2 separate regions of the Mus musculus genome follow, and region 1 is linked to region 2. Evidence: chromatin loops called from intact Hi-C (ENCODE). Cell type or tissue: heart. All regions are shown on one strand. Each heading gives the region's core, and the rest is flanking DNA. Links, peaks and the distances in the headings are about the cores only.

What was found. Peaks named below come from ENCODE experiments on the same cell type or tissue, not always from the same donor. Only the 100,000 strongest peaks of a DNase experiment are listed, where the experiment ranks them.
Region 1: a loop joins it to region 2, with 2.6 times the contacts of the local background. A loop is called at or near these places in 6 of 42 quality-filtered maps.

Annotation. Positions count from the first base shown.
Region 1 is chr12:102,589,099-102,604,863 of GRCm38, reverse strand. All of the region lies in intron 4 of Itpk1 (inositol 1,3,4-triphosphate 5/6 kinase), which reads left to right. Among named protein-coding and RNA genes, the nearest start is that of Chga, 42 kb to the right of the region's middle. In heart, for the core only: CTCF peaks have their summits at 6,109 (motif pointing right), 8,261 (motif pointing right) and 10,113; DNase peaks (open chromatin) are centred at 4,333, 7,233 and 10,923; H3K27ac peaks cover 1,269 bases.
Region 2 is chr12:102,699,560-102,715,324 of GRCm38, reverse strand. It overlaps Itpk1 (inositol 1,3,4-triphosphate 5/6 kinase), which reads left to right and starts at 10,456. Exons shown (of 10, transcript NM_172584.3): 1 at 10,456-10,603. The coding sequence starts at 10,509. Gm30296 (a long non-coding RNA gene) reads right to left here and starts at 4,550. Exons shown (of 4, transcript XR_001780676.2): 1 at 4,073-4,550. In heart, for the core only: CTCF peaks have their summits at 6,776, 9,938 (motif pointing left), 12,088 (motif pointing left), 12,624 (motif pointing left) and 1 weaker place; DNase peaks (open chromatin) are centred at 10,014, 10,644, 11,664, 12,674 and 2 weaker places; H3K4me3 peaks cover 3,352 bases; H3K27ac peaks cover 1,810 bases; H3K27me3 peaks cover 792 bases.

The sequences.
Region 1 (15,765 bases), core at 3,522-11,521, 110 kb after region 2:
GGAAGGAGCACAGATGGAAGCAAGCAAATGGCCACATCTCAGACGGTGACCTGTGGACAATGACACTTGCCTCCTTTATAATAACAGCTCCCTTGCCTTGTGAAAACTAGCAGGGACTCCCAGTGGCATCAGGAATCACACACACACACACACACACACACACACACACACACACACACCCTCCACCACTTAAATGATTCAGTCATTTACACTATAGCCTTAGGAACCTCCAACCACACAGACCTTTGGAAGATGGACGGACAGACGGACGGACATACTATATTCAAACTACAGTAGAGTTCTAAGAAGTAGCCAGCACGGTGGTGTCCCAGAGGCCCTCCAGTTCTGGAGCTTCAGCTCCCTGCCTCTAAGCTTTCCTTTTAAAACCATGACCATGGGTGGACGGTACATCCAGGTTCCCGCCTGGAGCATTGGCGAGTCTTCCATTCTCTCTAAGGAATATAGACAGCTCTTCCCGGGGAAGAGCTGGGCTAGGCTGTCATGGAGGGGCCTAGGGGCTTCGTTCCTGGTGCCTGATCTTACCAGTTATCATGAGCTCTCAGGGCGACGCCTTCTTACATATGTGTGGGAGGGTACAAAATGGCAGGTAGCCAGCAACCTTCTTCCTTGGGTCGGAATGGCTTGATTTGTTTTATGAGATGGGTCCAAAACTCTGGATGAGAAAAAGGTATTTTTTTGAACACCGATGGCATAAAGAGCAAGTAGCATTGAATATGAGAGAGGGGCCATCTGGTGAAAGAAGATGGCAGGTCCACACTTCATTTGATGTTCTAGGCCTGCCTGTGAGAAGTGACAGCCTTGAGTGTGGGTCTGTGGAAGGTGCCACCATGTAAACAGCAGAGGCAGACAGGTCGAGGCTGAATTGGAATCTGGCCCCAGCTGCCTGTGTGATCTTGGACTTGTTACCTAATTCTACCTGGGTATATGGAAGACGCAGGTCATGTGGCTCACCTTCACCTGTTAGGATAAAGGGGATCTCATTTGTAGAGACATGGGACGCCGTTTGGTCTACTGGGTCCCCCGAAATAGAAGCTTCCGGCTGTTCTTGCTATAACTGCAGGGCCCAGGCAGCATCTTTATTAGGTCTCGTGAGCTTGCTGAAGGCGTAGGAGTGGGAAAGCAGGGCTCTTACACGCATTCCAGGGGCAGCTCAGGCCTGGTGTGAGCATGCAATTCGTGATCAAGGAGCAGGTGGGTGGCAGTGCATCGGCCTCAGCCCGCACAGGAGCTAGGGAACCCGCTAGCTGTCAGTGATTTCAGACAATCAGGTCCTACAAGGCAGTGAAAACTAAGGTGCATGGAACTTGTTCCAGAGAGGACCCAGTGGTTAGTTAGCTAACAGGTTTCCAAACCCCAGGTGGACCCTGCTATTCCTGGGCACAGAAGAGTGCTACCTGGGACATTCCCTATTGTGCCCACAGGACGGTGTTCTGTTTTTTTGAGCCTTTATGGCATCTAAGGGTCATGGGGACTTCTGATTTGTAGTTCCTTTGGTTTCTCTTGCATCCATTGCTAATGTCCCCCATCTTAGATGAAAGGGGGTGGTCTCAAGCCTCTGTGTGAATGTCAGTTTATTCTACTGAGTGGGACTTCAGTGGGCAGACATGCTAGAAGGACCAACAGCGGGTTCATCTGCCCAGAACTGCTCTGAGGCTGGCCAGGAAGCCCAATCTCTGGTTTACTACCGCAGTGGTTCTCAACCTGTGGGTCACGACCCCTTTGGGGGTTCACCGACCCTCTCACAGGAGTCTTCTAGCTAAGATCATCAGCAAACACAGGTATCTATATTATGATTCATAACAGCAGCAAACGTTATGAAGTAGCAACACAAATTTTATGATGGGGGGATCACCACAACGTGAGGGGCTGTATTAAAAGGTCGCAGCATTAGGAGGTTTGAGACCCGCTATGCTACAGCTGCCCCGCAGCTTTTCTGGGATGGGGGTGACACAAGGTGACTCAGAGTCAGAGGAAATGTAGGAGGGCTCCCTGCCTGCTGGATGCCTTTGGCAAATGACCTGCCTGGGTGGACAGATGGGATAGGCAAGGACTCTGAGACTGCCAGGCCCGAGAGTAAGGTGGGACTTGGGTTTTGTTTACAATGTTTCTGTGCTTGAGCAAGTGAGTTGAGATTCTCACTTGTCAGATCAGGATAGATGTGGCTGGAAGCAGCCTTGAACAGCCCATCACCAGTGTCCTGTGAGGAGAACCTAGCTTCTGGATCTCTTGACAGTGGCTTGCACCAGCTCGGGCTCTGGATGGAGGCTGGGGACAGGCTACTGGAGGGAAGGTGCCAGGCAGAAACCATTCTGCTGGATCCATAGCCACAGTCTCCAAGCCTTGCCTGCCAGGGCTTACAGGAACCACGGACTGTTCCCTAAAGCAGGATTGGTTCTGGGCTGGCAGGAAGTGTTGAGGGGAGGGGGGAGCTTGTGAGTGCTGCACCCTGAATTTTCCTTATTGCCTGCACAAGCCAGCTTGTGTTCTTCCAGGAGGGCAGTGGGCTGGGAACTTCCTGCGCCCTTTCCTGCACATGGGGCAGTTTCATGGCAGGGCTCCTGGTGGGCTCCCTGCTCTTTCTGTGCCAGCCCCTCCACGGGTGTAGGGGCCCTTCCTGGGAAGGGAACTCATGTGCCTATGCCTCAGACCCTGATTTTTCTTGGAGGCACACAGCCCTTTTCAGGCGTACTGTGAACCACCATAATTACCCCTGAAATTCCCTCAGATAATTATAGCAATCCGAGTGGCAGGGCTTTTGTGTAGAGAAAAGGGGCTTGGTGAGCCCTTCCTAAGCTGCCAGCACCGGGAGGCTGAGGTGTGCACCGGGCCCCTCCCTTCTCTGAGAACCCAGCCTTCAGGCAAGCCCGAGCCGGGAGAGGCTACTGCAGAGACACTTGGCTTCTCTGGACTCTAGGCACTTGGCTCACGAGGAAGGGGCCCCAGAGATCTCATGGCACCTGGGCCAGTATCCATGCTTACATGCCCCCATCCTCTCCAGGCAGAACATCCTCTAGGAGAACCATCCCTCCCCCCTTTAGTGATGCCCCAGGCTCAGCAGTCAGCATCGAGCATCTTTGTGTGGTCAGTGCCTTGTGTGGTCTTAGCACCACATTCCTAGATCTCCTGTCCCCCAGGACCAGGAGGGAAGCAAGACCCGTTCTCTGCTTTACACCAGCCAGCCGCAGACTCTCAGCATGTAAGTTGCTATAAGAGCAGAGTAAAACAGGGCTTCCCTGGGCCTCTGTAAAAGCCTTGCAGCTTGGCTGTGTAGCAGTGAGTACCCAGGCAGCTCCCAGGACCTCATTCTTTGATAGCATGGCCCTGCTGGTCCACAGTGGTCGCTGAATCTTTAGGTTCGGAAGCTGCGATATGTCTCCCAGTGGCCAGAACTAGCTGAATGCTGAGCTGCAAGGACTTGGGAATTAATCCTTCTTCTGTGTAGCTATTTGCCCAGCTGAAAGCTAGATGTTAGCACTGGGAAGAAGAGCTAGCACAGAATGTGAGGGGGCACCAGTCCGTTCTCTGGTCATCCCCGAAATGCGAGCTCCTCCTTTGGAAACCTGCCTTTTCCATATGAATGGCATTTGGAAGGGCTGTTGGGCCTCTGGCTGGTGTGGGGTATGCCCTTTGCCCCCTGACCCCAACAGCAATTTCCTCAATGCAGCTGCTTAAGAGCACTGAGGCCAGGTTTCAGTGTGACACACCCAGAGCCTGGCCCGGGACTCATTCATATAGCTGCTTCTTGGAGATAGCCACTTGGTGGCATGCCTGTACCCGTGCCTATCTTTACCACCTCCCACCCCTCAGGCAGAGGCACAGGCAACCCTGAGCCTCATCCTAGTTCAGACTAAACATGGAAGCTCCCAGGAACATGACATTTCCCGGTGCAGGGCTTGTAGGGGTAGGGAGGAAACCCTAACGACAAACTGTAATTGGCATTCATTTGAAGGCCAGTTCTCACAGGGATAACCCACTGTGCTTCACAAGGCTGGCGTCCAGAGACACAAGCCCCAAAGTCAAGGCTTGGTTCTGCTGTGCCAGGCAAGGCAATTAAAGGTATGACTCTAGCCCGTTCCCAAACTGACTGAAGCCAGATGTGAGAGGATCCGAATGTCGCTGAATGGTATGGATTTGTGTCCTTGTCCTTAGGGATAACAACTGGGAAGGGTCTTGGGACAAGGGCAAGGGCTAGAGGGCTTCTTTAGGGCTCTAAGGACTTTAGGGTGAGGTTGGCTTTCCAGCCCTCCTTTTCCTGTAACCTCCCACGCGATCTGGGGAGGTGACCAGATGGCCTGTCCCAGACACAGACCTCCCCAGGGAGGGGTGTGCACAGTACAAGCAATCTTCCCTGCCTGTGGTTTTAATGGGAAATTAATCATGGTTCATCTTGGAGGCGGTTTGGAAGCAGGGTTGAAATTGAGTAATCTTGACACCAGGAGGAGAGAAAGGAACGTTGCTTAGAGCTCTGGACAAATGGCTCTCTAAAGATGAGACAGGGCTTGTAGGTCAGGGTGCAGCTATCCATCCTAGGAGAGCTAGCGCCACCCACTCAGCCTCACCACCTGAGCCGTGCTCCAGGCAGTCGACTCGTATGCCTGACACTGTGGTGGCTCTTTTCCCAAGATGACTCTGTGAGGAAGGGTTGCCCATGTTAGAAATGAAGACACCCGAGTACATCGAGCCGAGTGACAGAGTTCCAAGATGACCAGAGGCAGGTCTGGGATAGAACCTGCCTGGTCTGAGTTGCTCCTAACCCCCAGGGTACCCTGGCCCCTGCATGCCCGCCTACCTCTGTGGCTTTTAGGGATAGCGCTGTGGTGGGAGGCTCTGGTGCTCATGGCTAATGATTCCCAGGTCCCTGCCATTATGGGGCCCTGCCAGCTGGCAGTGTTCCCAGGAGTGGGTGCCTTTTATGTATAGGAGGTGACCGTGACCAGAGAAGGTCTTCAGTGTCCATGCTTATTAGAACATAATCCTGATTGCTCTTTGCAAGTACGGCCATAGATTACTTTAAAAGAGCAGCACTTTGGCCCTGAGGCCAGAGCACACTGCGGGCAGATCACCTGGGAGCATAGCCCCAGGCTGGCCACTGCCACCCCTCAGGCCCAACCTTTTCAGGCCTCTAGGCCCTCCTGAGGGTTACTGGCCTCAGCAGCTCCCACTTAAACCTAGGTCCAGCGGGAACCAAAGTTTGGTTGTGTCCCCTCTGTGTTCTGTGGCTCTACAGGAGAAGGGAGACAGAATTACAGTGAGACTCAGGAACAGAAAATGGAGTTGAAAGGTGTTAAATATGAATACTGACAGACTAGCCAGGAAAGAAGTTTTGGTTAAGGAAGATGGAGGTGCTGGAGAATTCAGAGCCACTGAAAGAAGCAGTTCATTTGCATGACGATGAAGGTCCAGTCTCCCCACCCCCTACCACCCAGCCCGGCCGTGCTAAGGTGTTCAGCACCTTAGCAGGGCTCCTGACCATTGTATTTGCTGCTGCGAAACCTGCCAAGTTGTCTCATCAGATTCCAGCGCTGCACCCCTCTAATCTACTTGGTACATCGTGGAGCCCCAACAGAGGAAAGGGGAAAGTGTCAGATATGTTGGCTTGTGGCTTTACTCTGCTGTAGCACTTCTCAGAGCCTTGATAGCTACACGAATGTACATTATTAGTCTATGGTGGCATGGATTTTTTTGAATCATAAAATACACTGGTACTTCATATTCCAATAAGTGATAAGTGATTTGCCCCATTATGAGACACATCTCGATTTCATAGATGGAAGACAGAATCAATTCCAAGTGCCTTGGAATCAATAAAATACAGTCATTCTTACTCTAGTCTAGTCAGCTGTGACACTGTATACACCCCCATAACCGCCATGTATACACCCCCATATCCCCCACACATACACCCATACCCCCCCATGCACACAACTGCCACTTCATGGGGCTTCTGGCAAAAGATCTGCTCTACCCAGGACATTTAAATTCCAGGCTGACTTCTATGGGTTTTAATCAGTTCATTTCTTTTATGTATGTGGGTATTTGGCCTGTATGTAAGTCTGTGCACTATATGAATGCAGTACCCTTGGAAGCCAGTAGAGGGCACTCCGTCTCCTAGGAATGGAGTTACCGGTGGTTGCAAACTGCCATGTGGGTGCTGGGAATCAAACCTGAGTCCTCTAGAAGAGCAGCCAGTGCCCTTAACCTCGGAGCCATCTCTGTAGCTATATCTGACTCAAGTCTTCAAAATCAGCTGCTAATCTTCCTTCTGGAGTCTTCTCATTCTTTGAAGGGATGTGTGAAATCCACATACACTTCTAAAAATAAGAAGTTGGGTTATACACACGTATGTCTACTGCTACAACCGCACCCCCTTCATATCTGTCACCCTGTGTCCGAGTCAGGCACAAAAACAAGGGAGGGTGTCCTAACAATATCATATTCAATATTTGAGCCAGTCAGTCATCATTCATTTGACTATTTGGGTGCATAGTGTTACTTAGTTTTGTTTGGACTTGGCAGGGGTGGAGTTTGTTTTGTTATCATTTTTGTTTTGTTGCTATAGTTGTGTAAACTATGTTTCTGTATATTTCTATACAAATTTTCCCCCAGAGGTGGGATGTCTTGCTTGAAGAATCCGAGCACGCTCACACAGGCAGATCTTGCCGTTTTACCCTTGAGCAGTTCATGTCTAATCCCGGCAGCTCTGTCTGGGGGAGAGGACACCCAGCCCATCTTAGCACCGTGACTAGACAGGTCCGGCGTCTCTTACTGCGTTTACTGCCCACTTGTGTTTCTGCTCCAATAAATCCTCATGGGACTTACCCTTCTCTTGGGTTGAGGGAAAAAAGTTGTTATTCTATTTCTTATTGACTATTTAGAATCCCCTTGGAATGGAGGAAACTGTTTAAAAAACAGTTTCTCTAGTGCAAGCATCGTCTTTGTGCTGGGGCCAAGCTAACATCTATCTCTGCTTCCTGGACACATCCTGTGGAGAGAGCACTGCAGGCGTTATGTTTTATGTGTCTTGGAAACACAGGGGTGACTGCAGTTTGGGAGTTGAACCTGAGAGTCTGGGGGAGCCCCACTAGGGTCTGGAGGGGCTGTAAATCAGTGGGGACAGCTGCCACTGAGCTAATCCACATTTACAGCAGCTGGTCAGGGTTCAGGAATGTCTGGCCCTGTCCCAGCCTGTGTCTGGCTCCTTCACTCCTGGGCTCTGAACATTCCGGGTGGAAATAGCTGCTTGGCTCCAGGAAACAGAGACAGGTCACCAGCCTGGTCCGGAGGAAAACCTGTCAGGAGGCTGACTCTAGTGTGCTTCCTCAGGCCATGTCAGCCCCACACCGGGATGTTGATCTCCTCCAGCCCTGTGCCCTCATTTGCATAGAATCCTCCCACATTACCTTACCTGTAGCCAGGCTCCCAAGTTGGGATATTGCTGTCTGTAGGGAGGGTGATGGGACAGAAGACCTCTGAAACCCTAGGGAGCAGAACGCCAGCTGTGGCCACTGTGGAATGCTCCCTGCATCCCTTACTGGCCCCAAATGACCCTAGCCAGTTGCCCTCTTAGGACTTACGGTGACTGCATGTATAGTAGATAGTTTTCAAGATAGCATGTGCTCTTATCATTTGGCGCCTCAGCTCTTTTTATTATTATTAATATTATTAATTTTCAGGCAGGGTCTGCTGAGCTTGTAATCTCTCTGCCTTAACCCCCCGATTAGCTGGGATTGTGGACTTGTGCCACCAGGCTCAGCTCTAAACGCCTCTCACAAGGACATCGGCTCTTTTATACCATAGCCAACCCTGATGACCTCGTTTTACCTGGATACCTCATTAAAGAGACCCTCTCTTCTACAGCCCCGAGCTGAGAGGACTGAGGCTTCCACGTGAGCTTCAGGAACTAAGCGCAGCCCTTTAGTGTGAGCTACTTCAGTGTCGGGAGAGCTTGAGAAGCGAGCTGAGGTCTCCAGTGATGGAAACCTAGGGTAGCAAGGCAGTGCTGAGACTTGTGAGATGCCAGGGAGCCGCAGGTTTGGGGTAGAACACTGGGGAGAGAAGACGGTTATGTGTGACAGGCTCCGGGAGCAATTTCCTGATTGTGAATTCCAGGAACACCTAGGGGCAGCTGGGATGCAGTCCCAGTCCTGGGACCACGGGGGCTGCCTTGTCTGATGTCCTAGGAGAGCAGGCCTAGATGATCCTGTGTGAGTGAGCTGAGGCTGGGGCATTCCAGGTGCCCTCTAGAGGGCGCTATCACATTGGAACAGGGCTACCTTGCCCTCTTGAACTTTTCAAACGCCCTGCATGAGTGTAGCCTCGTATGTTCCTTTAGCAGTCCAAGAGGTAGATGGTGTAAAAGCGTTCCATCTGCAGATGAGGGAGACCAGATAAGAGAGAGAAGTGTGGTGACCTGGCTAGAGGCACAGATGATAGTGACAGGACTGGCTCTGGGGCCTCAGGCAATGCTCATCACCACTGCCACATTTTACTTTGGGGGAATCTTCGTCCCAGAGATGGCTTCTTCTCCACACTCTCCTGGCCCCGAGCTACAGAGATTTCAGTGCCCAGCTTGTACCCTGTCCCTGCACTATGGTGTGTAGTCAGCATTTGATCCCTTCTGCTGAGCATCTCCAACATGGCTCACTCCCGCTGACGGCTTGACCCACAGCAGCCTGGGCTGACCGTGCCAGAGCAGCCATGGCTGGGGAGTGGCTCAGTGTGCTCCAGAAACATGAGGACCCAAGTTCAGACCCCCAGCACCCACATCAGAGCAGACACAGCAGTGTGCAGCCCTAACTCCAGTACTGGGGGCAGGAAGTAGAGACAGATGGATCCCTGGAGCCTGCTGGCAAGTCAGGTTCAGAGAGAGACCCCCGTCTCAAAAAAAAAAAAAAAAAGATGGAAAGTGATTGAGGAAGGCACGATGACTGCCCCTTCACCACTCCATGTACAGTGTGTATATGGGTACAACACACAAGCACACAATAATGACACTACAACCAGTTCTTGGTATGATCTTATCAGGACTTGAACTAGGGCACCTCTTCAGCTCCCACTGAGGCAACAGGCCCTGCAAGCCAGGTAGTAGACTAGGTTCCATGCCTTTAACAGTTTATCTCTTACCAAACAGAAAGAGTTTAAAGCAAAGATGGCAAGAGGTGAATCTGTGTCCCTTTTGTAATTTAAATTCTTTCATAATTTAAATGCGTTCTCTCCACGCCGGAGCGGAGGAGCGGGTACTGATTTTGTCTTGACCTCATTGTAGGGAAACTGAGGCACGGAGAAGTAAAAGTTTCAAATGAGCTGATCGTGAGGGGTGGGACTGGGATGCAGACCTGGGTGTCCTGGGTCCTCCTCTGACCTGTTAGAGCCTAGCCAAGTCAGACAGTGGGGTGCGTCATTTGGTTAGGGCAAGCACAACAGCAGGGTTCTCCTCCCATGTGAACAGAAAGGGGTGCCCGGCAAGGCCATCCAGGCAAGAGAATTGGCTTGAGTGACAAGCAAGAGTTCCCCAGGCCAGGAAGGAGTCCCTAGGGTCCAACACACACAGAGAGGAGGACCTAAGATCTGGTTCCGTGTCAATGCTTGTTTTCAGAGGAGTCAGGGAGAACCTTGATCCTGTGTCTTACTGTCATGTGCTAACAATACCATGGGCCCCTCCCTCATTGCCCTCCTCCCTCATCGCCCCCCTCCCTCATCGCCCCCCTCCCTCATCGCCCCCTTTGAATGAAAACCATTTCCTACCATACTTCAGGGACCTTGGGAGAAAGAAATGGCAAAGCTGCACCCAGTTCTGACAGACCCTGGCTGTCACACCACCGAGCCTGTGGGAACCCACTTTTCCTGTGGATTCCCCCCTCAGAGCAGGGAAGGTGGGAGCGTAGTCTGGTGCGTTGCTCATTTGTGTGCTCGCCAGCCTGCTTGGGTGCAGCCACAGGCATGGCCTGTTGTGCTGAACTCTGTGAAACCCAAGCTCTGGGAAGTCTAGGGAGTTACCCAGCTCCGACTGAGCCTGCAGAGTCTGTATAGACCAGAACGGACATGGTCACTAGGCCTGGTCACGTGTGGCCTCCTGTGGCGCCCTCCCTGGTCTATCCAGGGTATAATTAGAATTGAGAGTCTGAACAGGGAGTTCTAGCCTGGGCTGCTGCGCCTTGGCTGCCCATCTCTCCTGGGAGTTCTGGTGACTGGGAATAGGAGCTGCTGGTTCTCCCTAGCCTGACCTGGCCTGACAGCCTGGTGTGCCTTCTCCGCACTAGAGAGAAGGGTGAGGACAGACCACCAGGCTCTGCCCACTACCCCAGAGTGGTTAGCTTCGTGTCATCCATGTCACCGCATATTTTCTCTTCCTGCAGCTGTGCTGTATTGTCACTCCAGACTACTGAGCAGGACTCAAGCCCCAGAAGGCTACCTGTCCCAGCCTCACCCTGAGTCAGGCCTGGTGAACGATCCTAGAGAGAGATGGGATATTCCTCACCACACTCCTCATCCTGTCCTTTCATAACGGCACGGTCATTCATTGCTGGTGCTGCAGTGTAGTGCTTCCATCCCTTGGGGACACAGTGTGGAGGAACCAGAGAAAAGACCATTCCCGTGGACCACCCCCCCCCCTGTGTTGGAGCCCAGTCACTGCATGTTGGGGGGAAATTTCAGCAGTCAAGCAACCAGGGATACAAGGTCATAGGGAATCGCATGTGTACCGGTGTTCTGTAAAAGCAGAGAAGAAAAAGGGAGATTCATTTATTAAAAAATAAAACGGTGAAGATGGAAACAGAAATAGACTGAGAAAAGCCAGTAAGAGCCCGGACATGGACCAGGGAATGGCTGTGACTCAGAACATGTCTGCTCCTCAGTGTGTCTCCTCCGCTGGGTCCTGGCTGCACGCCAGACTCCTGACAACCCAGCTTAGCTCATTCGGTCCCCTTTCAAAGGTTCCAGCTGGTGAGTGGTTCAGCTCCTGCCCTGTGGTTACCTGCAGAGTGCACAGGATACTCTGTGTGGCCTGGATGCCAGCGGTCGTTCCTGTGTGAGATCCCAGCCTCATGCTGGTTGTGAGGTAGAAGAGTGGGAAGCGGGGAGGCTCGGAGTTTCTCAGGGGTTGATGATTTTCAGCCCTCAGAGGAAGACAACCTCACCAAAAAAAGCCACTTAGCCCAACTCCCTTCCAAAAATAAGATGACAGATAAATCAACAACAGTACCCTTCCTCCAAGAGCCAGAAATAGCCGCTCCGGCTCCCAGCCCAGGCTTACCCAAAATTCCTTTATCCTGTCCCTGCTGGTGAGGCCACCCTGCGCTTCCCATGGCTCCCCACGGGCAGCTTTGGGAACTGAGGTCCTGGCCCGCCAGAGCTCCTGCCCTGATGCTGCAGGTCCTCATCCCATCCTCCATCCCTCTCAGCAAGGTGGTTCAGTGTTCACCCGCTGGACTGGTCACAGCTGGCTCCCCCTCATGCTGGGCTCCCCCTCATGCTCAGCCGACTCCCTCTCAAGCTGGCCGCCTGCACACCCCACCTCAGCACTCCCCTCGGGTGCTTTGTTTCCTTCCAGGTCCCAGCAGCATACCTGACCTCTGTTTTATCTGCTGCTGTACCCCAGGCTCTCAAATCTAGCAGAGGCTATCCTTTTCCTGGTGGTGGATGAACCCAAAATGCGAGCGAGCAGTAATGGTTTTTAGTCCACTGCGATTTCACAGGTATACTGGAATGACTCTGGCGACAGGAGCCAGAGCAGGGAACTGGGGTCCCAGTGACCCCCTCCCTTCCCAGGGTTGGCATAGGGTAGGCAGCCAGAGGTCTGCAGTTCAGAGTGTGGGTAGCCATCTCTAAATTAGTATAAAGGAACTGGGACATCACTAGGCGGGCATGTCCTTCTTTCTTGGCCCCTCTTCCTCTCTAGGCTCTCTTGCGTACTTGAGAGTTGGAAGGCAGGGTCTGGTCTGCCCAGTGCTGGATGTCGCCTGTTCTCTGGAAGTGACACCTCTGGGAAGAGATGGGCTCTCACCCTTTTCTGCTCTCACCTCAGGTTCAATGGGGGTGGGGGTGGGGAGAAACACCTGAAGTTGTTGGGTTTTTTTTTTTGTTGTTGTTGTTGTTTTTTAATGTGTGTGAGCATTTTGCCTGCGTATATGTCTTTGTACTTCATGCATGCCTGGTGCCTGTGGCGATCAGAGAGGCATTGGATTGCCTGGAACTGGAGTTGAAAATGGTTGTAAGCTACGACGTACTGAACCCTGGCCCTCCTCAAGGGCAGTCCGTGCCTCTTCCCAGACCATCTCTCTAGCCCCTCAAATGCTTTTATAAACATATATTGAGATGATGGGGTGATTTCACCTCCAGCCACCCTACCCTAGATCCAAAGAGGATACATTCTGATACCCCAGGAGGTGGTTGAAACCTCAGGCACTACTGGATGCTGCGTTTCCTGTGGTTTTCCCTAGTCACACATACCTACAGTGAATTCTAACACGGGACTGGGGATATATGGCTCAGTGGCAGAGCACGAAGCGTTTGTGAGTCCCCAGGTTCAGTCCTCAGTACCACAAAAATGTAATTTATAAATTACATACAGTGATGGATAAATCATAATTATGTGGTGATTAGAACCATTGTAACAAGAGACTACAATCTAATAGCTGCTGACACTTTTGAAATATTTCGTGGGTATTGGATGCATGTGTGTAGGGGGCATGCACACATGCCACAATGCATATGTGGAAGTCAGAAGACAGCTTGTGAGAAGCAGGCTTGCTGGCAAGACTTCTTACCCATTTCAGTCATTTCAGGCACCTACCACCCCTTCCCACCCCCCTTTTATGAGTTAGGTTTTCACCATGTAGCCCAGGCAGCCTTGAACTCCCAATCTTCCTGCCTTAGGTTCCTGAAGACAGGTAGGTGTATACCAGCTCACCCCCAACGTATCCCTGTTTTAAGTAAGAAAAGTGTTCTAGGACATGCCAGCTGACCTGATAACCTAATCGGTTCCTGACTGTGTGCAGGATGGGTGCTGGGCACAGGGGTAGTTCAGGTTCAGACCCCACTGCAGTGGCTGGCCAGAAACCCCAGTGCCTCGGCAGGGCACACACTGTAGGTATGTGTGACGTGCAAATTGTTCCCCCTTTGGACTGTGGATATCTATAGGTGATACAGCCTGTGGGTCTGGTTTGGTGAGGAGCTCTGGGATAGGAAGAGTTGCCATGGTGGTTTACAGACACACACACACATGAATGCACGCACGCACACACAGCTAGCTGTCTTGGGAGGCTCATCACAGACTGGGTGGGGGACAGGGGGAATCGTGCTGTTCAGGACACCCTGGATTAGGCTCTTAATGGGTACTTCTTTTGAGACTTCTTACAATACATTTTGATCATCTTCATCCTCTACTCCTCTCTTGACTCCCCACACACCCATCCCCATCCACCTGTCCCACCCTGGCTTCATGTCACCTCTCTCTTTTAAAATAACTCAGAGTTCCGTTGTTTGTTTGGTTTTTTTGTTTTTTGTTTTTTGTTTTTTTTTTTTTTTTTGCTGCTCATGGGTGTGGGGTCAGTCCTCTGATATGGTGACCAACCCTTGGCTACCCCTGGCATTTCCTCCCCCAGAAGCCATCTGCTGCCCGTAGCTCCTTAGTTAAGGCTTGCTTCTTGTGAGCCGCCGCCCCTCCAGTCTTGCGTGTCGACTAACCCGATCTCACGCAGGCCTTGTTCAGGCTCCCACAGCTGCGTCAAGTCCATGAGTGCAGTGGTCCGTCATGTCCTGAAGACGATGTTTACCTCAGGCCTCCCAACCTCTGGCTTTGACAGTCTTCCTCCCTGTTCTTCCTCAGTAGTCTGGGGGTTGGGGGTGACATCAGTGTCCCGTTTGTGGCCGAGCATTCCACTGGCACTCACTCTCTGTACTTTGTCCAGTTGTGTGTGAGTCAGCCACCCTCCTTAAGGATATTGCTACCAAGGCAGTTGTGGTGAGAAGCACGGGCTTGAGTCAAGCAAGCTGCCTAGTGCGGCTCCCCAACTGCATGGCTTGCCCACTGGAGAGCTCCGTGCAAAGAGCTTCGCCTTTCTTGCTGTCCCCACCCCACCCCACACCCCGTTTGTAAGTGGGAGATGGGGATACTTCCTTGGGAGGGCAGTGTGAGGGTGAGTGTGTGGAACTGTGTCTGGCACAGAACAAGAGTGTATTGAGATGTATCCAAGGTGCTGTGTAAAAGCCTGAGTGGGCCACCGCAGGAAAGATGCTGAGATCTCAGAAGCCAAACTCAGGTCATGCTAGTCTCCTGACTGGGAAGTCTGGTCTCTTTTACAGGACATGGCCTTGTAGGATCCCAGCAGCTTGGATCTTCCTGAAAGAGGAGGGCGGGCCAAGCCCTGGGCCAGAGATGTGAGTGGACCGATGCTAGGCCAGGTGCCGCCTACCTTAGGGCTCCTGCTCTCTGCAGCACAAAGACCATCTGAATCCTCCTTCCATAGACAACTGTGGGAGGAAGGCCTGCTGGTCACCTGCTGGGCCTTTCTGGCTCAGGGTGTAGTGCAGACCTAGGCCTCATTTGAATAAAGGCTTACAGCGGTACAGAAGGATCCGCTCTTCCCACCCCCATGGGACTTGGGGCGGTGCTTGATCCCAAGCTTCTGTTGGATCTATACAACTGGACGCTGGGTGCCACAGGTTGAGGGCAAAGGCACATGAGCAATTGCAGCAGTCTACAGATGCTGGCTTCCAGCCCCCTCCCAGGGTCCCCAAGGAATGCAACCCCAAACTATTGTGCCTACTTGGAGTTTGGACTTTGCCTAAGGAGAATGAGCTGAGAAGAGATTAAGCATCTTAATATGTTCTGTTGTGTTTGTAGCTTTCCGTGAAGAAGGTGAGGCTGGGTCTTGATTTAACGTGCTCATGAGACAAGAGCGCCTGCTGGCTTACTCTGGGCTTGGTTTCCAAGTCTGTGGGTAGCAGGCTACCCCTACCCCCACTAACACTCAGCCTTTCCAGGTGTCTGTGCCCAGTACAGGGTGGTCTCACCTCCTGGGAGCACACTGTCATCTTAGCCATGGGGACCATGACAAGAAGCAACAAAAAACTAATATTGGGGATTCAAAATACATTTGCTTTCCCACCAATAATCTCCTTTGTCCTGACCTTGTTTAGCAGCAGAAGTATAAGGAAGTATGTGTAGAGCAAGTCGGTTTCCATGGCCTTGCCCCATATCCAACAGTGTTAGAACCCATGACGGGAAGGCAGAGAGATGGCTCAGCAGGAAAAGGTGCCTGCCACCAAGACTGAAGACCTGAGTTCAGTCCCCACAACCCACGTGGTGGAAGGAGGGAACTAAGTCTGGCAAGTCGTCCTTTGACCTTCACGCATGCCCCATTCCAAACACACAAATAAAATTATTTTGTTTCATTTTATTTTATGTTTTGATTTTTCAAGACATGGTTTCTCAGGGTAACCCTGGCTGTCCTAGAACTCACTCTGTAGACCAGGCTGGCCTCAAACTCACAGAGATCTGCCTGCCTCTGCCTCCCATGTGCTGGATCTAAAGGTGTGTGCCACCACACTCAGCTATAAAATAATTTATAAAAAAAGAAAGAAAGGATCCATTGGCGAGCACCGGAGGAGACAGTCATACCTTCTGAAACCAGTGGGTGTAGCAGGCCTGGAGCCTGCAGTGGACTGGGGGGGGGGGGGGGGGGCTTAGAGATTAGGAGGCTGAGGTGGGTGCCAGATGCCTCTGTGAGGGGTTAGAGGGTGACT
Region 2 (15,765 bases), core at 5,002-13,001:
CTGATGGACTCTATACATCTAACTTGGTGTGTGTTTACATTTAGTAGTGTTTGGCGTCTCCCTGAAGTGTAAGAGAGAAAAGTCGGGAATGAAGAGTGAAACCATTTTGAGCAGGGTTGGCCGGTCTGTTCTGTAGAAGCTGCGATGGCCAGGGGTTCTAGGCCCTGCCAGCCCTCCAGGCCTCTTCCCTTGTGGCTGAAAATCGGCATGAAAGAGAACCTAAAGCAAGAGCTGACTGAACAAGGCTTGGTATAGAGTGCCTGGGGTCCCTCTCAGGGTCTTCCTACTAGGGAGGATGGTTACACTTTTGATTTCCACCCCCAACCATTTAAGTATGTAAAACCCTTCTTAACTTGAAGGCCTTAGGAAAGCTGTAGACTGCAGGGGAGTTTGTGCTGGCTGTCCTTTGCTCCCTCAAGAGACAAAGGGTTTATTGGAGCTCACGTTCTGTCAGTCATGCAAGAGAGTCCTAGCAGAAGGAGCTTGAGGCGTCTGGCCATGTCACACACCTGCAGCCAGGAAGCAGAGGGGGACATAGATAGTGGATGTCACACTGTCACACACCTGCAGCCAGGAAGCAGAAGGGGACATAGATAGTGGATGCTTATCTTGAATTTCCTTTTTTTTTTTTTTCAATTTGATTTGACCAGTGGACATTTCTTCCTTTTCTTTCTTTTTTATTCAGCTTATGGAAATTTCTCTTCTCTCTTTCCTTCCTTCCTTCCTTCCTTCCTTCCTTCCTTCCTTCCGTCCATCCTTCCTTCCTTTTTTTTTTTCTTCTTCTGGTTTTTCAAGACAGGAATGGACTGCCCTGGAACTCTCTGTAGACCAGGCTGGCCTCAAAAATCACAGAGCTCCACCTGCCTCTGCCTGAGTGCTGGGGATTAAAGGGTGTGCCACCCCCTCTCTGCTTCTTGTCTTGCTTTTCATATTCAGCCTATGGAGATTTCTTTTCTTTCTTTTTCATGCAGCTCATGAAATGGCACCACCCACAATTGGGGTGTGTCGTCTTCTCACCTCACTGAACCTAAATCAACATAACCCTACGTAGACCTTCCTCTCAGCCTGATGGCTCTGCATCCCTTCAAGCTGGCAATGGCCACTAAGCACTAAGTGGCTGAGCATGGTTGTTAGGGGAGTTGTAGGATTGTGGTTGAATCCAGAGTCTCTCACAGGCTCAGTGTCCAACTGTTACTGTGCTTCACCTCTAGGTCCCCAAGCCGACAGTGTATGTGACAAGATTCCCAGGAAAGGGAAGAGACTCGGCTCTTGGGTGCATGCAGACTGCCTCCCTACACCAACCTAAACATAGTGGTTGAGCCATATAGCTAACAGGTGGATGCTGTTTGGACATCAGCAGGTATCAGTTAAAGCGCTGATCACCAAGGCATGTGGTCTGTGAGCCCCCTCTATTTCTTTTCCCTGGAATATAAATTTCTCATAAAGCGAAGACAAACTGCCGTGGCCTGTCTGCAAGAGCTGGAGGGCGGGGCTCTGCCAGGAAAAGCAATTTAGGATCCAAGAGGCCACCAGAGGCCTCTTTCCCCATGACCCTATAGGGTAGACATCACCAAGGCCCATGGGGCTGCCTGGGGTTGGGCAGTAGTTGGTATTTCTTAATATAGTTAGTCAGTAGCTGTGTTTTCTAAGTGCCACAGAGGACTGAAGGAATGTCACTAAATGTTTGGCACGGAGGCGAATGACGGTTTTGTGAGGTCTATTTCCCAGGCTCGGGGAACGATAGCAGTCACAGAGGAGCGCTTGTGGAGAAGAACGGTCGTCACTAGCAGGTCTGTTCACTTCGGTTCAGACCGAAAGCAGTGGTCTGAGCAGAAGTAGCAGCGGTCAGGAAGGCTTGAGCTCTGGGCTCCAGGCTCTTTCAGGCTCAAGTAGCAAGAACTCAGGGCTGTGTGTGGTAGGCTCTCTGACGGGCTCAGGGGCAGGTTCTTCCTTCCCACCTCCGTTTACTGGCCTGTACAGAGGGCAGTTGTTACGGAGCTCCCTTGTAAACATCTGCTGCATTGCCGTGCCTCTCTGAGCCGTTACTTCCTTCCTTACACTGGAGGGCCCTCTGTCTTCCCCCGAGGAGTCCATGTTTTTTGTTTTTGGTTTTTTCGAGACAGGGTTTCTCTGTGTAGCCCTGGCTGTCCTGGAACTCACTCTATAAACTAAGCTGGCCGGGAACTCATAGAGATCCAATTGCCTCAGCCTACCAAGTGCTGGGATTAAAGGTGTGGGCCACCGCTACCTGGCGACTCCGTGTATTTAAGGGTCTCCTCCACGTCACTCTTTTATCGCTTCTCTGTCCTCTCTCTCTTCTTGCTCTCTGTCTCTCTTTCAGTCAAGGGTTGAGCTCAAGACTTTGTATGTGCCTGCTAGGCACTTTACCCCTGTGCTACATTCCCAGCCCTAAATGAATGTCTCTTTAATCACCTTTTTATATGAGTGCCACAGTTCAGGACAAGTCAGAGGACACATTGCAGGGGCTGACTCACTCCTTTCACCGGCTTTTGAAGCTCGAACTTAGGCGAGCACCTCCACCTGCCATCCCCTGAGACAATCATCTCCTCTCTCCCTCTCTCTTCCTCCCTCTCTCTCTCTCTCTCCCTCCCTCTCTCTCTCTCTCCCTCCCCCCTCTCTCTTTTGAAGATTTATTTATTTTATTTATATGAGTATACTATAGCTGTCTTCAGACACACACCAGAAGAGGGCATCAGATCGCATTACAGATGGCCATGAGCCACCATGTGTGCTGGGAACTGAACTCAGGACCTCTGAAAGAGCAATCAGTGCTCTTAACCACTGAGCCATCTCTCCAGCCCCCTATTTAAGTCTCTCTTGTCCCACTCTTTTCAGGGGTAACTTTAGCATCTGCCCTGTCTTGCTACCTTCAAGGAAATCGATGATTTAGGCAACATTGTCTATCAGGATCATTAGCAAGATCTGTGACACACGTGGCTGGAGAGGTGGCTTAATGGTTTAAAGCACTTCCTGTTCTTGTGGAGGTCTCAGGTTTGATTCCCACCACCAACATGATGGCTCTTGACCATCAGTAACTTCTGTTCAGGGGATCTGGTGGCTTTTTCAGGCATGCACATGGTGTGTGTGTATGCGTGTGTGTGTTTAGGTAGGGGCAAAACACTAACATATAAAATTTAAGAATCTAAAAAAACTTTAAGGACTGGAGAGATGGCTCAGTGGTTAAGAGCACTGACTGCTCTTTCAGAGGTCCTGAGTTCAATTCCCAGCACACATGGTTGCTCACAGCCATCTGTAATGCAATCTGATGCCCTCTTCTGGTGTGTGTCTGAAGACAGCTATAGTATACTCATATAAATAAATTAAACAAATCTTTTAAAAAATGTAAAAAAAGAAAAGTGTGACTAATTTGTGGAAATGAGAGTATAGTGACTGCATCTCACGGATACCACAGTGTGACCTGTCCGAAAGAAAACAAATCATCTGTGACCTTTGAACAGGGTTGACCTCCTTCCATTCAGAGAAGAGGTGTGCTTGGTGTGGGAGGAAGAACAGAGAAAGCCAGCTCGGGACTGGGAACTGTGGTTATGGGATGGCTACATATGTAAATACCTTAGAGTGGGGCCAGGCAGGAAGCTCGGTGGTAAAGACTCTGGATTGGCCTTCCAGAACCATGCACGGAAATATCTAAGCATGACCAGACCTCATGCATCCCCTGGCAGACATCATACTGTCTGCGTTGCCTTCCAGCCAGAAGCATTTAACTTGTTCCTAACTAAGACTTTATCCAACTTCCAACTTGCAGCAAGCACTGGGGACAGAGGAGCCAGCAAACACCAGTCAGGCCAATCAGGACACACCTTCCCCACTACAGTCAATTCGATCTCTTTCCCAAGGAGAACTGGTTTCAATCAGAGGAAATCGACAGGAGCCGCAGAGGGACAGCTTTGGGTCCTGGATTGCACGAACCAGTTGTAATGAGAACTTTTCAAGGCAAGGAGGGATGTTTGATATATCCATCCATTTTCTGTCACTATTACAAAATATCTGAGGCTGGGCACTTTATCAGGAAAGATATTTATTTGATTCATACCTTCAGAGGTCCAGAAGCATGGCACGGCGTGGCACTGGCCTCTACCTGGCTTTGGCAAATGACTTCTGGCTTCATCACAATGTGGCAGATGGCACCATGGTGGGAGCCCGGGTAGGAGGGGGAGGCAGCATGGGAAGAGAGGAAGCAGGAGATGTTCAGGGCCAGGGTTGTGCCTTCTGTACAGCCAGTTCCTATGGAAACCAACCAGGGTCAAGTGAAAACGACTTAATCTCTTCAGAGGTCAGCACCCCAGTGACCTAGTCACTTTCCACCAGGCTCTGCCCCTTAAAGAGTCAACCTCACACTGGGACCAGCTCAAACCACAGTGATATCAATTAAGGTCTACATGATGGTAAGGAATTATTTATAATGTTTACAGGCATGGGGACTGGAGAGATGGCTCAGCTGTTAGGAGCACGTGCTGTTCCTACAGAGGACTCAGGGTCAGTTCCTGTCTCCCATAACGAGCCACAGTTCCAGTTTAGGGAGTCCAGTGCCCTTTTCTGGTTTTCATAACTACAACACCTATCCCTCCACACAACAGGCACATAACTAAAAGTAAAATCTTTGGGGGAAAAAGGTGGGAGTGGCTGGAGAAGACAGCTCAGTTGCTAAGAGCAATGACTATTCTTCCAGGGGACCTGGGGGTGATGCCTATCACGTACATTGCAGTCTGTAACTTCATTTCTAGAGGATCTGATGCCCTCATCTGGCCTCTGTGGACAGCAGGCACACATGTGGTAGACAGATGTACATGTGAGCAGAACCCTCACACCTACACACAAAGCAAAATAAAATAAATTTTAAAGGAAAAAGATATAGAAGCACCCACGTGGGTGCTTCAGATACTTCTCTTTCTGTCAACAGTCGTTCTGCAGAGTAGCTATGCCCTGAACTCACACTGTAGACAGTCCTCGACAGACTTTCCTGTTCTGTGATAACCCTGTGTTTCCCCCTTGCTATAACTGTTTCTGACATATAGTACCATATGATGAAAAATGACCTTTTATTTACTCATATATTTGTGTGTATGCAGTGTATGTGCATGTTCATGTGTGCGTGTGCGTGTGCGTGTGTGTGTGTGTGTAGGCCTGAGTCAGTGCTAGATGGCCTCTTTCTCATTCTGTTTCTTTGAGGCCGAGCATCATCACTGAACCTAGAGCTCACCAATTGGCTAGTCTTGCTGTCAATCAAACTCCAGGCATTCCCCTGTCTTCCCCCCTGAAAGCTGGGGTTACAGATGCCCCTTCCCACACCCCACTCTTTTATGGATGTTTGGGATCTGATCTTGGCTACAAGCCAAGAACTTTACCCACTAAGTCATCGTCCCTGCCCTCCAAAATATTTTAATAGTTCAATAAATATTAAGTGAAAAACCAGAGTCCTCTCACCCCAGTCTGTATTCTCATGTGTTGTTTCAGAAATGACACTATCTCTGGTCACATAAAAATATCAGGGTTCACATTTCCCTGAGAAAAACTCAGGGTGTGTGTGTGTGTATGTGTGTGCAACTGTGTGTGTGCCCTCGTGTGCAGGCATGCTTGTGAGTGTGGAGGCCACCACCAGACTTTTCAAAACCCCATCGAAATTCTTTGAGACAGGTTCTCTTATTAAGCCAGAGCTCCCAAGTTAGGCTAGGTGGGCTGGCGGCCAGTGAGCCTCAGGTGCCGCTTGCCTCTGCCTCCCTGGTGCTGGGATTACACATAAGTTTCACTACTACACCTTGTTTGTTTGGTTTTGGTTTTTTGAGACAGGGTTTCTCTGTGTAGCCCTGGCTGTCCTGGAACTCACTCTGTAGACCAGGCTGGCCTCAAACTCAGAAATCTGCCTGCCTTTGCCTCCCAAGTACTGGGATTAAAGGCGTGCGCCACCACTGCCCGGCTCCTTTTTTTTTTTTTTCCTGTGGGTTTTGGGGGTAGAACTCAGAGTTTCATGCTTGTGGGGCAAGCACTTTACAATGGAGCCATCTCTTACATCTCTTTCTTCCATTTTTCTTTTTCTTTTTTTTTTAAAGGTTTATTTATTTATTTATCATATGTAATTACACTGTAGCTGTCTTCAGACGAACCAGAAGAGGGCATCAGATCTCATTACGGGTGGTTGTGAGCCACCATGTGGTTGCTGGGATTTGAACTTTGGACCTTCAGAAGAGCAGTCGGGTGCTCTTACCCACTGAGCCATCTCACCAGCCCCTCTTCCATTTTTCTATAGAAAGCCTCTCAGACTTTCTATTATACTCGATGGTTTTCTTTTCTTTTCTTTTTTCTTTTTGGTTTTTAGAGACAGGGTTTCTCAGTGTAGCCATGGCTATCATAGAATTTGCTTTGTAGACCAGGCTGGGATTAAATGTGTGCACCACCATGCCTGGCAAGTTTTTCTTTCTTCTTCTTCTTCTTTTTTTTTTTAATGTTTATTTTACATGCATTGGTGTTTTGCCTCCCTGTATGCCTGTGTGAGCGTGTCAGAAACCCTGGAGTTAGAGTTACAGACAGCTGTGAGCTGCCATGTGGGTCCTGGGAATTAAATTCGGTCCTCTGGAAGAGCAGCCAGCACTCTTAATCACCGAGCCATCTCTCCAGCCCCAGGTTTTTCCTTTTTGAAATCCCATATCTGAGAGATACTTTGATACCTGCCCTTCCAAGTGTCACACTAGCCCTCCTGCCCTAAGCTCCAGGGTCACCCTCAGTCCCTTTGCTCTCCAGCTGGTGGCCCCCTTCTGCCAGCAGTGGCTGCCTGGGCTGCACCCAGTTCTCTCTCAGCTCTCCTTTTATTTCTTCATTGCTTTGCTGGTTCCTCCGTTCCTCTTGGCCTCTGAACCGTGCCTCGGCTCCATCCTTGACCTTTCCTCTGCTTGCTCTTACACCCTAGGTGATCTCATCCAGTCTTGTGGCTCCAAGTAACATCTCAACACTCACGCCACCCGTCTCGATGTTATCTCCAGCCTGAGTCACGGGCCGAACTACAGCCTCTTTCATCGGATGGCTTTCGTGCCGGCTCTCTCCACTGAATAGCTGGTAGAACTCCTGACTTGAGGCCCCAAACCGGTGCCTCCTTTTGTTTCCCTGTCTTACATACTTGGTGACTCCATTCTGCAGTCATTCAGGCCGGGATCCAGAACACGTATGCCTTCTCTTTCGTTTGCAGTTGCACGTACTGCTCATAGCCGACACCACTGGCTTTCACTTCCAGCTCTTCCCTGAGCCTGGTCGTGCCTCACTACCTTCCCAGCTTCACCATAGTCATCACTGGCCTGGGTTGCCGCAGGAACCTCCTGTTTTTCTCTCTCCCCTATTCTTGCTTCCCTGACAGGGTCTCAAGACAGTAGCCAGGTGATCTGAGTAAAACCAGGCAAGGTCCCGTTGTCAATCATGAGACTTCCTTTACATTAAGAGGTGCCCTCTGTGATTTGGCACCCCCCAACCCCCGCCATATTCTCCTCAGCTCTTTCTGTTCCAGCCTACCTCTTCACTGCCCCTTGCTGACATCAGACCCAAGTTCTTGCTGTTCCTCAGCCTCACCTCAGTCAGGTATCTGTGTGACATGCCCACTCCCCTTGCTGAACTTTTGTTCAAATATCACCTCCTTATGGTGTCTACCTCAGGTACCTGTTCAAATCTTTATCTCTGTGCTTCTAGCCCAACATCCTCTTTCCCACATGGAGGGTGGAGGAGGCTGAGAAGAGATAGACTAGGGGTCTTTTTTTTTTTTAAGCACATTTTTAGACAGCACAACCATCAGTCTTCTGTATCCTGAAGTGCTTTTGCACAAACACAACCTTCTCTTCAGTTAGAACAGAGGATCCAAGGCACTAAAGGCTAGGTAGGGACTTGCTAAGTTACCCAGCAGTCAGTGGGTCCTTGATCACTTCCGTTCCAAAGTGATCAGAATACAACAAGCCCTGAGGCTGGGTCTTGAAGGATTTTCGGTGAGCCCCGGAACTTCTCGGACCTTGAACTCACTTGCCCTGAAGGCGAGGTCCTGACTAGCGTGTTCCGTCCTCTGGGAAACTCCAGGTGGAGCATTTCCTGCCCAATTTACAGATGAAAGCAACAGAATAACTTGTCTCAGTCACCAGCCAGCCCCCTAGTCTTCCCCCCACATCCCTTTGGTTATCCCGCTCTTCTCCTTGGCTCATAGTCTACCCTTCCTGCCCTTTCACCCTCTGAACTCTCTCAGCTTTCATCTAGACAGGTGCCCCTAACCCCAAACTCCTACTTGTCTTTCAATGTCATAGTCTCAAGTCACTCAGAGGCAGGACTCACATGGCTCTCATCACATGCTCCAGGACTCAATGGTTTGTATGTCTCTGCCTTACTCATCTTGGGACTACAAGGCCGGCACTACCCCGCCACACCCTGGGTTCCCTGCTTGTGTGGAAGGAAGGAAGGAACTCCAGCAGGGATCCTGAACCACCCAGACACACAACTCCAGAGAAACCCACAGCCTGTGCCAGGGTGTGGGAATTTCTACTGTTGACTTCAGCAGTGAGGCACTGGCCATCGTCTGCTCCCTAACCCCTTTCTTTTCACCTTCTTGGACTTCCGGTCCCCATTTCTTCTCTCAGTTCTAGGTTGGCCATGATGTTCCACAGAAGCGATCTTCCTCAGGCACAGAGCTGAATGGGTGCAGTTACACTTTGTCTTCTGGCTTCCATGGTCCAGGATACAAAGTCCCTGCTTTCCAGAGCCATGTGGGTTCTCTAATCCTCTTCCATCCTTTTCTCCAATTAAAGAAAAATTAAACTCACTAGATCTTATTTAAAGAAGCACCCAGGCTCCACAGTAGGGGAGCAACTGAGCTCCACTCTGGCAACAAGGAAAGATGGGAAGTCACTGCCAAGGAGCAGAGTGGAACATCTGTGGGTGGAGAATTTCTGAGCAAAACCACCAGGGCTCCTGGGATTCTGGCTCAATTTACTTGACAGGATTATTATTATTATTTACATTTATTTATTTGTGTGTGTATATGCCACAGCATGAGTGTCAGTCAAAGGAAAACATGGACTTAGTTCTCTCCATCTACGCTGTGGAGAATAGAACTCTCGTTGTCAGGTTTGGCCACAAGTACCCTTACCAGCTGAGCCATCTCAGCAGCCCCACTTGACAGCATTCTTACTGCAGACAGGCCGCAGTGATCTGATACCAGGGATGGCGAACTTTTCTGACTCAGGAGGTTTCTTGCTAAAACTGAACCAAGGGGGACCAAGGACACTGCCCAAGGTCAGGATCTAAGCCGGAAAAAGGGACTTGGTGTAACTCCTCAAGTCTGGTCAAGGCCCGTTTCTGTCACTTTACTAACAGCTTTCATTTCTTCAAGCCTTTTCTCATCTCAGATCTTCAAAAATTGTCTTTATTTCCAAAGCCAGATAAAATGTCTTTCTTTACACACGGGAACCCATTTTTTTTTCCCTGTCTGTGTCTGGGGAGAGCCTCCAATTTCTCCTCCCAATGCCTAAAGCATAGGCTGGAGATGGCTGGAATGCTAAGTACTGTCCCATAGGCCGGGGTAGAGCAGGTGGCTCAGAGGATCCAAAGCACTAAGTCAGACGCCGAGCTACGTCCCTTCACCTAGCAAAGAAAAGGCTCTCCTGAAGATGCTATGTGCACTCTGGCTGCTTCTCTCCCTCCGCTGAAAGGGACCCCAGAGTGTGAACCTGGGGCAGTTGTGGAGATAGTACAGGACAATTGCAACGAATTGCCTCTGGGGGCAATCCCCGCTGTGCTGCCAAGGAGCAACGAAGCCCAGTGGTTTGGCCGCCCTCCAAGATAGACACAAGGCGCCCACACCACGACTCCCTCACCCCACTCTGCCCTGGCCACCATCCAGCACCCCGCCACTAGCGGCGGCGCCTTTAAGACTCATTGGCGCCCCCTGGCGGTAACCGGCGCTTCCTCCTCCGGGAGCTCTGCCCCAGGCCCCGCGTGTGCGTGGCGTGTGCGCGGGCGCTGGGGCAGGAAGGGCGGGGGACACGGCGGCGCGCTCCCCGAGGGGGTCCCCGCGCGTCCGAGAGGCACGCGCGGGCGAACCCTCGCCGCGGGAGGGCGTGCTCCAGCTCGGGCTCGAGGCTCGGGTGCGGTCTCGGGCGGCGGCCCGGGATCCCTAGAGTCCTCGAGCGGCGCACGGTGCTGCGGGGCGCACGTCCCTGCGCGGGCGAGCCCCGCGGGGCGGAGGGGGCGGGGCGGCGGCGGGGCGCGCCCACCCGCGGGGCCCAGCCAGTGGCGCGGCGCGCTGAGCCTCCGCCCCCCAGCCGCCGCCCCGCCCCGGCCCGCCCCGCCCGCCGCCCCGCCCGGTAGGACCGCGCGCTGAAGCCCGCTCCGCGTCCCCGCCGCCGCCGCCGGAGGAGGTGCCCGCACGCTCGCGGCGCGCGCCGGCCCCACACGCTCGGCCTGTGGGCAATTTCCTCCGGACCCAGGCTCCCGGGCCGAGGAGGAAGAAGATGCAGACCTTCCTGAAAGGGAAGAGAGTTGGCTACTGGCTGAGCGAGAAGAAAGTCAAGAAGCTCAATTTCCAGGCCTTCGCGGAGCTGTGCAGGTGAGGAGGGACGCGGCTTGGGGACCCCCGCGGCCCGAGCCTGGTTACCCTCGGCGGGCGCGGGGCAGACGACGGCGACCCGGGAAGGAGCGGCGCGCGCTGAGGGCTGGTTCGGAGCAGCAAGGTGGCCGCGGGGGGCCGCGGGCTGTGTCCGAGGGGAGCGTGGCCGCTGTGGGCGTTGGGTTCGGACCGCGGCTCTCAGGTGCACTGGGGTCGTGCCGGGAGATCCCTGGCCGTCCAGGGTGGTGGGACCCGGGAAATCGGGGAGTCCACGCCAGCAGTCAGGGGTTAGAGGGTACTTTTGGACTGGTGTGTTTTTCTTCCTCCCTCTTCTTCCCCTTAGTAGAGCAGGATACCGGCGTTTGTGTGGAGCCTACTACGTGCCTCGCGTGTGCACGGCTCCTGAAGCTGTCATTGCATATCAGCCGGCTTAAGCCCAGTTGAAATGAGTAGCGATACTTGGCTTGTCTGTGGTGATTTGCTGTCTCATTAGAGCCTCGCAGCAGCCTCGCAAATTAGCCAGGATGGTGATTCTGGGCCACGTGTCTTAGAAGAGGGACACCTACCAGCAGAGAGGTGGGGTACCTGCCTTGTAGTCCCAGGGCCAAGGAGTGGCAGAGCATAGAAAGTGATGGGTGGACCCACGTAGGGTAGAATTGTCTTCTGCCATTCCGGCTGAGCACCTCGTTCTCCCTGCGCTGGTGCTTCAGTGGCAGAGACCGAGGGCTTTGATGGAGCTTGCTCTTAATACATTACAGAAGTGCTGGGTTCCTAGAGTCAGGTGTGCCTTGCCTCTCCGCAGAGCTATTGGTTACAGCTTCTCAATGAAAGCCTAAGAGAATCCAGCCCCCACACCCCATCCCCGAAGCCTTTTGCAAACTCCGGGTGGAAACCTTTTGTTAGGTAGTCTTTTCACTTAGTAGATTTGACTTTTGAAAATGGACTTCACTTGTAGTTCCATCCCTGGTGGGTGCCCCGAATTTTGGAGAATTGAACAGTTGGGCTTCCATTATCCCTTGGTGCACAGGGGTTAGTTAGCAGTCTGAGCTGGCACATAGAGGCCGCCCTGGCAGCACTGCCTTGCCCCTCATGGCTGTCCAAGAGCCTGCTGCTTCTCTGCCCCAGGCAAGCCTTACAGGCCCTCCTTGACCACAACTGGATGGGATAATGCCTATTTATAAGGGGGCCCTGGTTCTGCGCCCCTTATAGTTCCCTTGTGGGTTTGGCTGAGTCTCCCAGACAGGCCTCTTAGGAGAAAGCAGGCTTTTCACGGTCGGCAGGGCGTTCAGTGCAGCCCAGAATTCACAAGAAAATCAAGAGGAACTCGAGCCAGAGCTTTGGAAAAGCCCAGGGCTTATGGAACTTTTTTTTTTTTAAAGGACAGTTGGACGTTTGTACCATAAATAAACACACTGAAAAGGTTGCCCTAGACAGCAGAAAAATTTGGAGAAGCCCCTCTGTCGTGTTCTGGAAGTCCAGTTCTGACTTGAGGGGACCACAGCTCCCCCTGCTGTCAAATAATTCTTGGGAAACCCCAGTTCATCCCTTGCATCCTTGTTATTGATAGCAATCTGGGTTTGTGTCACCCTTTATCTATACCCGAGGCTTGTCCTTGGCCTGGTGTGCTTTATTCTGTAATTAGCAGGCTGTAGCAGAAGACTCCTAGCAGAGACTTAAGGGTTGAGGACCGACTCCCAGACCTGCCGGTTGGCTTGCCCTTCCTGTGGGCCCTCCCTCCTTTAAAGAGGCGCGGGGTGGGGGTGGGGGTCTCAGGGAACCCGGGGTGCGGAAATCTTATTGAGCATTCATTTCTCAGGAAGGGTGGCTGAATTCAAGGTCTACTTGCCTTCCTTTGCCCAAGTGTTGGCTTCGGAGGGATGGCAGAAAGTCTCTGGGCCGTTCCAGCAGCTCAGGAATCCTACTGTGCGTTTTTATTAGTATAGCTTTCGATGCTTTGTAGCTGAAGCTTAAGAAGGAAAAGAAAACACCAGAAAGAGTTTTTCTGTTGCTTCTTCACTTTCAGGACAGAGCCCCCTGGTGGCCACATTGTTAACTAAACAACTGTTGAGATAGTGACCCCTCCCCCCACCCCCCTCCACTGTGTTTTGTTTATTGTGAATGCTGGAGTGGTCTAAGTGGCCCCGGAGACCCTGTGAATGGGCGTCGTCCTGTTCTTGACATTCAGAAGCTGGGGGTGCAGTGCTCGTGTATTGATGGATGGTGAATTGTCTGTGAATTTCCTGACAAAAAGGGCCAGGGATGTTGGGAAATGACTTGAACTGTGCTCCAAATGTGCATCCATGAGGACTGCTCAACTGCCCTGGGATGAGTGGTTTAGCTGATGGTCGGGCCTTGTAAAAATCCTTTCGCAGGGATTCATCTCACTGGATTTACAGACCGGGGGTGGGGGTGGGGTCGCGGGTGCCAGAGAGAGCATGGTCCATATGTCTCCTTTCCATTAAGAGCTCCCAGTCCATCCCTGAGACCTTGACCTCCCCTTTCAGTCACTCTTACCCTTGCTAATGTCCAGCTGTTGCTAATTGTCTCTAGGGATGCTTTCCTTTTTGAGGTCAAGCTATGCCCTCTGCAGTGTACCAGGTTCTGTTTTTTTTCTGAGGAGAGTGCGCAGGGCCCTTCCATAGGCAGTTGGAGCCAATTCCTGGCAGGTGCCCTACCTATCATAGGCAGGTACAAAAGCCAACCTTTTAAATATGTGCCCTGATAGCATGGGGCCTCTGGCTAGCCAGCCGATGGGCTTTGAACTAACCTGTTTCCAGAGGCCTTGTTTATTCCCACCCCTCCTTGGTGTCTCCTCCCAAGTACAGGAATATGTTCTGGCTAAGTTCCTTTACCCTTCGAACCTGCCTCTGCCCCTAGCTAGAAGTGACCTGGAAGCTCCCTCATCCCTCCTGATGTGGCTTTTTTAAGATGGGCAGTCAAGGTTCCCAGGGGAAGTGGAGAAACGGGAGGTTGGGCCTTGGGGAGTGCTCAGCTGAGGGTAGCTGGCTGGCCTGCGTTTCCTTCTTTGGTGGTTAAACCTCTCCTCCATCTCCTCTCCTTCCCCTCTGTTTCTAGGAAGCTGCGTTGTAGGTGGAAGACCCTTTGGTGCAAGGTGATGGGGAGCCTTGCCTGTCTTCTGTAATTTTTGTTTACTTTGAGACATTTTCACTCTCTAGCCCATTCTGGCCTCAAACACCCGAAGACCTTCCTGCCTCAGCCCCCAGTGAGTGATAGGATTAAAAATGTAAGCCACCACACCCAGCTTTCCACTGTAGATTTTAATGTGTCTCGTCTCATACAAGCTCTCTAATAGAAATGGGGAAACCAAGGCTTGGGACCTACCTGTGAGGGACTCTGGCATCAGTTGGAAGGCTTATGTGAGCTGGGCCCGAGTCTTTACTGGAGAAAGCTGCCTCCGTGTTTGTCCAGTGTCCTTGATAGGCTAAGATGAATCATTGTGGAGGCTCCTGCAGCCGCATATCTAGGGGGCTCTTGTGCTTGAGAAACCTGGAGGCCATCTGGTCTACCTCAGCTTTTGGGGAAATGGGCTCACAGAGACATCTCGGACCAAGTTATCTCTGTGTCCTAACCTGCCAGGACCCCTGTTTATACAGGTTTCAGAAGGGACCCAGGACTTTGTTGATACTCAGGCGCACCGAGCGCTGTCTGGAGTCTGGGGCTGGTATTAGGCAGTAGATTGAAGTACAGTGTAGTGCTGGTTCGTGGCGCTTGGAATTTGGTGCCTGCAATAACCTGGTTTTGGAGAATGCTTCTGGGCCTGTCTCTTCCCCAGGACTGTATATTCCCACCTCACCCCACCCCCATGATTTGAGACAGAGTCTCACTATGTAGCCTAGGCTAGCCTTGAACTTTTGTTCCTTCTGCCCTGGCCTCTTCCCTCGTGTTGGGTTTCTAGGTATTCCCAAGCGCACCCGGCAGTCTTCTTCGTTTGTGTTTACGCTAGAGAATCAAACCTGTGCGTGATAGGCAAGTGCCGCTAAGCTACACCCCCGACCCTATTTTATCCTTTAAAACAAAGCCATCTGGAGGCTGCTTTCTGCTGAAATAGCTTCGTATTCTGGGCTGCAATTCTAGGCGATTCTGCAGGGGGAGAGAAGAGGCTCGTTACCAGGATTGAATGGTGCTGGTCTGTAGCCCGGCATTTTTCTGTGTATTTTAGTAGCTGGCTTTGCTATGACCTCAGAGCTGTGATAGAGAGAGGCATCCTGAGTCAGGTTCAATTTACAGCAGCCCATGAAAAATGTAACCCAGCCTTGCAAATAAATCTCTTTCTCCAGCTCTTGGGTACAGACTAGACCTGCTGTGGGGGTAGATAGATGTCTTTGGTTAAAAACTGCCTAGGTTTCCAAGGCTGGGTTCACAACTGACCATCCATGTGATGCCCATTTGGCTTTGTAGATTTAGTGACCTTGGACTAAGTTTTTGCGGGTACGGTCTGTGATCATTGCTAACTGACTCTCTTGCTAAGAGGTGGGGCTAGTGGAACTGAACCTCAGGTCAGCCCACCCTGCCTGGTGGCTGTTGTACTTTACCACCTACATCTGGCTCTTACAACCCTTGTCTTTGATGGGCTGCTGGAGCCCCCTAGCTGGAGAATCTGAAGGAATTATGAATGCAAGGAGGTAGTCTCGTGTTTTGTTTTTGTTTTTTTGGTTAGGTCATTCTGAAGAATTCATTCATTCTGTGCTTTGTGAAAATGCTGTCTTCATTAATAATCTCATTACTATTGTTAGCTAACATTCCTGATTTCCCCCCTTTTCACATATTTCGGGCTTGAGATGAAGCTCAGCCGGTAGAATGCTTACCTAGCGTGCATGAGCCAGCACCTGGGGCTGATCTGCACCACATAAAACCTGGGTGTGGTGGTGCACACTCCCACAACTGCAGCGGTCTCGAGGTGGAGGCAGGATGGCCAGAGGTTCAAGGTTGGCTACACAGTGTTCAGAGCCATCCTGGGTTATGTAGCCCTGTCTGACTTAGAATTTGCTTTGTAGTTCAGGCTGGCCTCTAACTTACAGAGACCTGTCTGTCTCTGCTTCTAAGTGCTGAGATCTAAGGTGTGCACCACCAAGACCCCCCTCCCCACACCCCTCTTAAAATACAGGCACATGATGCAAAATTCAGAGGGCCCAAAGCACATA